2 separate regions of the Mus musculus genome follow, and region 1 is linked to region 2. The links are chromatin contacts, found by POLR2A ChIA-PET in ENCODE. All regions are on one chromosome and are shown on one strand. The core of a region is the stretch at or near the end of the contact, and the rest is flanking DNA. Distances in the headings are between cores, read along the strand shown. Region 1 holds the start of Ntmt1 (N-terminal Xaa-Pro-Lys N-methyltransferase 1). Region 2 holds the start of Miga2 (mitoguardin 2).

The links. ChIA-PET counts read pairs that join two places held with the same protein, here RNA polymerase II (POLR2A).
Region 1: POLR2A ChIA-PET joins it to region 2 with 11 read pairs in embryonic stem cell. The contact joins the promoter of Ntmt1 here to the promoter of Miga2 in region 2. POLR2A ChIA-PET finds 5 or more read pairs at or near these places in 2 of 5 experiments (Patski and embryonic stem cell).

The regions. Positions count from the first base shown.
Region 1 is chr2:30,806,623-30,809,339 of GRCm38, reverse strand. It overlaps Ntmt1 (N-terminal Xaa-Pro-Lys N-methyltransferase 1), which reads right to left and starts at 1,372. Exons shown (of 4, transcript NM_170592.3): 1 at 1,257-1,372.
Region 2 is chr2:30,362,787-30,365,549 of GRCm38, reverse strand. Miga2 (mitoguardin 2) reads right to left here and starts at 1,317. Exons shown (of 16, transcript NM_001242407.1): 1 at 1,245-1,317.

The DNA.
Region 1 (2,717 bases), core at 123-2,622, 440 kb before region 2:
TTTGAGACAGAATTTCTCTGTGTAGCCCTGGCTGTCCTGGAACTCACTCTGTAGACCAGGCTGGCCTTGAACTCAGAAATCCGCCTGCCTCTGCCTCCCAAGTGCTGGGATTAAAGGTGTGCAGCACCACTGCCCGGCAATAAATAAATCTTTAAAAAAAATCTTAAAACACAATTTTTCTCTCTGTCTTTCTGTCTGGTTTTTGAAATAGGGTTTCTCTGTGTAGCCTTGACTGTCCTAGAACTCATTCTGTAGACCAGGTTGGCCTCAAACCCAGAGATCCACCTGCCTCTGCCTCCTGGATGCTGGGATTAGAGGCGTGTGCCACCTCTGCCTAGTTCAAACATAGTTAAAAAGATCAAGTAAGGAAAACGTGTTAAAACCTCCAAATCACACAGACCCTGGTAAAGCTGGAGCCCACCTATGAGATCATGTGGCCTTTGGTCAGTCCAGAAGATGCAAACACAAGCTCCGGGTACACCCAGAACCACACACCTGCAGACTCTGACCTTTTGATTATGTGGCTCTGGCCTTCAGGAAAGCATCCCCCCTCCCCCCAACACACACACAAGCACACACACAGGAAAGCCAGCTTAAGGAAACGATGTGCCTTAAAACAGCACTTGGGAAAGGACCAAAAGTTAGGAGAGGATTTAGGCTTCTCACTTAGACCCCAGTCACTGAGTGCCCCACCCCATACATCATTGTCATCAGTTACAGCACCTGTCCTAGGCCCTTATCAAAAGGATTAAAGACCAAAATGATCACACAGTTGGTGGAGCAGCAAAGCCTGGAGCATCTGGAAAAGATGGCAGGCAGCCTTGCAGAAGAGAGGCTGACCTTGGCCTCAAGGGCTCATGACAGTAACGATGTTGGCCAGAGCTGGAGGCAGTTAAACGTGATGGCAACCCGTGCAACCAAGCACTTAACTGCGAGGACTTGAGCCAAGCACGGCGCCGATTCCACACACCAACCTTGCAGTGGCTGCTTTCCTTATCTCAGAGGGGAAACTGAGGACTGGAAAGTGATGTACGGGCGCGAGTGAAGATACGTCTTGCCAGCCTCCACCAACGTGGCTTCCTCCAACCCAATCCGTGGTCACCAGAGTCCCTGCCCAGGTCTGATCGGTGAACCTCCATGGGACGTGCACGTGGGCCAGGGCCAGGCCCAGGTCACTTGACGACGGGGCCTCACCGCTTCAGGCAGTTGGGGTGAGCACCTCCCTCCTCCCTGGCCGCGTCCCTCGCGATACTTACCTGGGTCGGGGCTCCAGGGACCCGAGAGAAAAGGACGGGTTGAGAAGGAGGCTGGCAAAGACCGTAGCCCACAGCAGCCGCCACCACTCTACCGGACCAGACACCTCGCGGCCTCTGCCTTTGTCCGCACACGTCACTTCCCCGAGCCTGGAGGGGGCTGGACTCAAGATCGCTCCGCCCCGAGGCCAGTTCACTCCGCCCCAAGACTAGCTCATCCCTCTCCACAGACAGATAGCCCCTCCCCAGGGCCAGATCGCCGCGTCCCACAGGCAGCTCACGTCCAGATCGTCCCTCCCCCACAGCCAACTCCGCCCTCTCCAGGGCCTGCTCACACCTCTCCACGCCCCCACAGCCAACCCCGCTCCACGGCCTGCTCACTCGACACGCCCAGAACTTCTCTCCGCGCGACTAACTCGCCCCTCCCCACGCCCAGCTCGCCCAAACACAAGACCAGCTAGTTCCGCCCCACGGCCAATTCGCCCCTCCCCATCGCTACCTCGCTTGTCCCCGAGGCCAGTTCACCCCGCCCCCTGGCCAGATCGCCGCACTCCAAGGTTTGATCGCCCTATTCTTCGGCCAGATCGCCTTTTCCTTCGGGATCCTAACCCAGTTTTTTGCCTACGCGCAGGGACTTCATGATGAAGGATCCACAGCTGATATCTCACACACTTGAGGGTGTAGCTCTTTTAAGACAAGAGTCCAACTGAGTTCTGGCCGTAAACTTCAGGATCCTTCTGCATCATCGACGTGGTTGCTGGGGTTACAGGCACGCGCCTCCATGCGCCACAAGGCTGGATTCTTAAAAACCAACATCATGAGAGTTTTCCACCCTAAAAGGAGAATTAAGCCGGGCGTTGTTGGCGCACGCCTTTAATCTCAGCACTCGGGAGGCAGAGGCAGGCGGATTTCGAGGCCAACCTGGTCTACAAAGTGAGTTCCAGGACAGCCAGGGCTATACAGAGAAACCCTGTCGGGGGGGGGGGGGGAGGAGGATTAAAAGCCATTGTTGCTCAAATCCACCCATGCCCACTAGTATATTAAAATAATATATCAACCCAGGAAAGAGAACAGGAAAGAAAGGCTTTGACAGAGGTAAGGATTGCCAGGCCAAATAAAGCAGAAATCTAGAAGTTTGCCCTCCTGAGGACCGCCCTTCCCTATCCACTCAGACAATCTGCACCGGGTCTTGAAGGAAAGATGAGCTTGCTGCATGCAAACCCCCTCTAACCGCCTCGGAGTTCTAAGTTGCCTCTTCTAACTGGTGGATGTAATGATTCAGCTACAATACTCTGAGGGTTAAATTTGTGGGATTTGCGAGTTTAGGCTAGAGTCTAGTGGGGCTTGCAGGCAATGAAGGTTATCATAATAAGTATTTTTGCCTTAAGCTCACCTCTGTTGGCTGACACACCGGCTGTTAGACATACTTGTCATGCCTCCTGGGCTCTGCATTACAGTAGGTGC
Region 2 (2,763 bases), core at 68-2,567:
GCCCTATCAGGCTGGCCCTAGGGCTGTGGGGGGAGGGGAGAGGGCAAGAGGGCTGGCAGGCAGAGTGAGGTTCAAGGGCTAAAGAAATTGCCACACTGTCAAGGGCAGGGTACATTTTTGCCTAGAGGTTAAGTGGGCTATGATGTGCCTCCAGCCTGGCAGGGCACTGAGTGAGAGACAAGGACATCAAATAGCAGGAGATATACTTCTCAGAGCATTTCAACAAGCCAGCGCACTAGCTCTCTGTGAGGCCTCAGTGGAGTCCTTCTCAGAGCACGCAAGGATAGGAATACTGAGGCTTTGAGAGATGAGGACCGAGGCTGGGCCGAGCACCCTAGCCATTGCCTGCTGCTTGCTTGTATCAAACCTGAGGGCCTTGAACGTCTGGGAAGGCCACCTGGTATTAGAGGTGAGCCTATTCTAGGATCCAGGCAGGAGGAGAGAGGGAAGGGGAGGCCTGGCATCTGTTTGCAGGTGAGTCCAGTTAGCCTTGTCTGTGCCCAAGAGGAAGGAAGGGTCCAAGCTCATCATCATATCCTACCTGTCTCTCTATTCTAATGCTGGCCACCAATCCTGCTCCACATTCTTGAGCAGGTAGGTTATCTGCTCCTCCACCCTGGCACCTTAGGCCTGATATCCCGGCTTTCCAATCCAGGCCCTCCTCTTTTGTGCAAGCCAACCCTACTAATTGGCCTGAGCATTCTCTCGTCCCACTTTGACCTGGCTGTGTTATCAGAACCAGGCAGTACTACAGCTCACTCTGCCTCATGTCCTGTTTGTCCCACCCCTGCACATCTCTGTGGGATCCCACGCAGCCGGGCATTGGGCAACCCCACAGTGAACATCAACAATATTCCAAGCTTCAGTATCTGCTCCTTGCGGAGCCTGGGCAGGGACCTTCCTGCTTTGGCCCCGACCTCCCTAGGACATCCTTGACCGCTGTCCACATACAGCGCTGCCCACAGCCGGCACACCTGGGGGGGGAGGTGCCCGCGACCATACTTTTAGATGCTCGCAGCGTTCCAGGCCCGGGAGTCTCCTCTCTGACCCAGCTCCTTTCTCGTTCCACCCACGGAGCCACGCATCCTCTCGAGCCGCCTGGTCCAGGGGATCCACTCATCCCACCTTGGACACCTTCGCGGGCTGGCTGGATCGCAGACCCCGGCGTGGGCCGGGTTCCATGCTCCGCAAGCCTCGCTTCTAGCCCTGCTGATCTGGTCGCCCGCGCAGTGGCCGTCACTCACCAGGGATCCCATCGCTGGGGAAGGGCAGCGTCTCCTTTCCAGGCGGCAATACAACCAAACCACGCCGCTGGATGGGGAAGGCGTGGCCTCGGGCCGGCCAACACAGCTCTGACCAATGAGCGTCTCCATATCGCTCCGCATCGGCGAGGCCCTTGGCCAATGGGGTGAGCTACGTGATCACGCAGACTCCGCCTCCCTCGCTTTTCGCACCGCCCCCTAAGTGTGGTTGCAGTGTGGAATGTCCTCTTCTCTCCTCCGATTGGTCACTAGGATTAGACAGACACACGGACACTAAAAAGGCGGTGGAGTTAGTGGACACCTGGGGCTTTCTGGGAAGCAGCTGCTTAGAGAGTCTCTGCCACACGCTGGTCCTCAGCGTTGTTGTCACTGGGATGTCACACCTGATTACCAAACTCCTGCGCTACACATACTCTCACACCAACAGGCACACACGCATGCACGCACACGCACATCTACAACCCTTATTTATGCATGGTTTGGTTTGGTTTCTTGGTTTTGGATTTTTTTTTTTTTTTTTTTTTTTTTTTTTTTTTTTTGAGACAGGGTTCCTAAAGGATCTATGCTTTGGAGACTAGCAGGTTTTGTATGTTTGTTTTTTAGTTTGGTTTGGTTTGGGGTTTTGGTTGGTTGGGTTGGTTTTTGGTTTTTTTTGTTTTGTTTTGTTATTTTCTGAGGCGATTTTTTTTTTGTGTAGCCCAGGCTGTCCTGGAACTCCTGCCCTCTGTTGGGATTAAAGCCAGGTGTCACCACCGCACTGCCCGCTGATCTTGAATTCTTGATCCTCCTGCCTCCAATCGCCTGAAGTGCTGGAATTATTGGGGTTTTTTTTGTTTGTTTGGTTGGTTGGTTTGGTTTTTTGGGTTTCTCTCTCTCTCTCTCTCTCTCTCTCTCTCTCTCTTTCTTTCTTTCTTTTTCGAGACAGGGTTTCTCTGTGTAGCCCTGGCTGTCCTGGAACTCACTTTGTTGACCAGACTGGCCTCGAACTCAGAAATCTGCCTGCCTCTGCCTCCCAAGAGCTGGGATTAAAGGCGTGCACCACCACTGCCCGGCGAAGTGTTGGAATTATATACAAGCATGTGAAACTCTGCCCAGCTACATCCAAATTCTAAATTAGTAAATAATTATTATTTGAATATCAGGGGAAAAAAATAAAGGCCAAAGTGAACTTTTTTGGTAAAAGGTGCAAGTAGTGCCTATATAGGCCAGAAGAGGGCGACCTCTGATCGCCTGGAACTGGAGTTACAACTGAGAGGAATTCTGTGGGTGCTGGGAATTGAACCCTAGTTCTCTGCAAGAACAATACACTGGGCTTACCAATTGAGCCATCTCTCCAGCCTCCAGTTACTGATCCTTTTCAGCCAGTGTGAGTTACTGAATAAAGACATGCAATTATAAATGGCTTTAACAGGACAGAGCTGGATGCTGTCTGAATGGTCACTATGGCCAGCTACAGACAGATCCTGGTAAGTACAGAGTAAAGAGGAACAATTTCGCATAC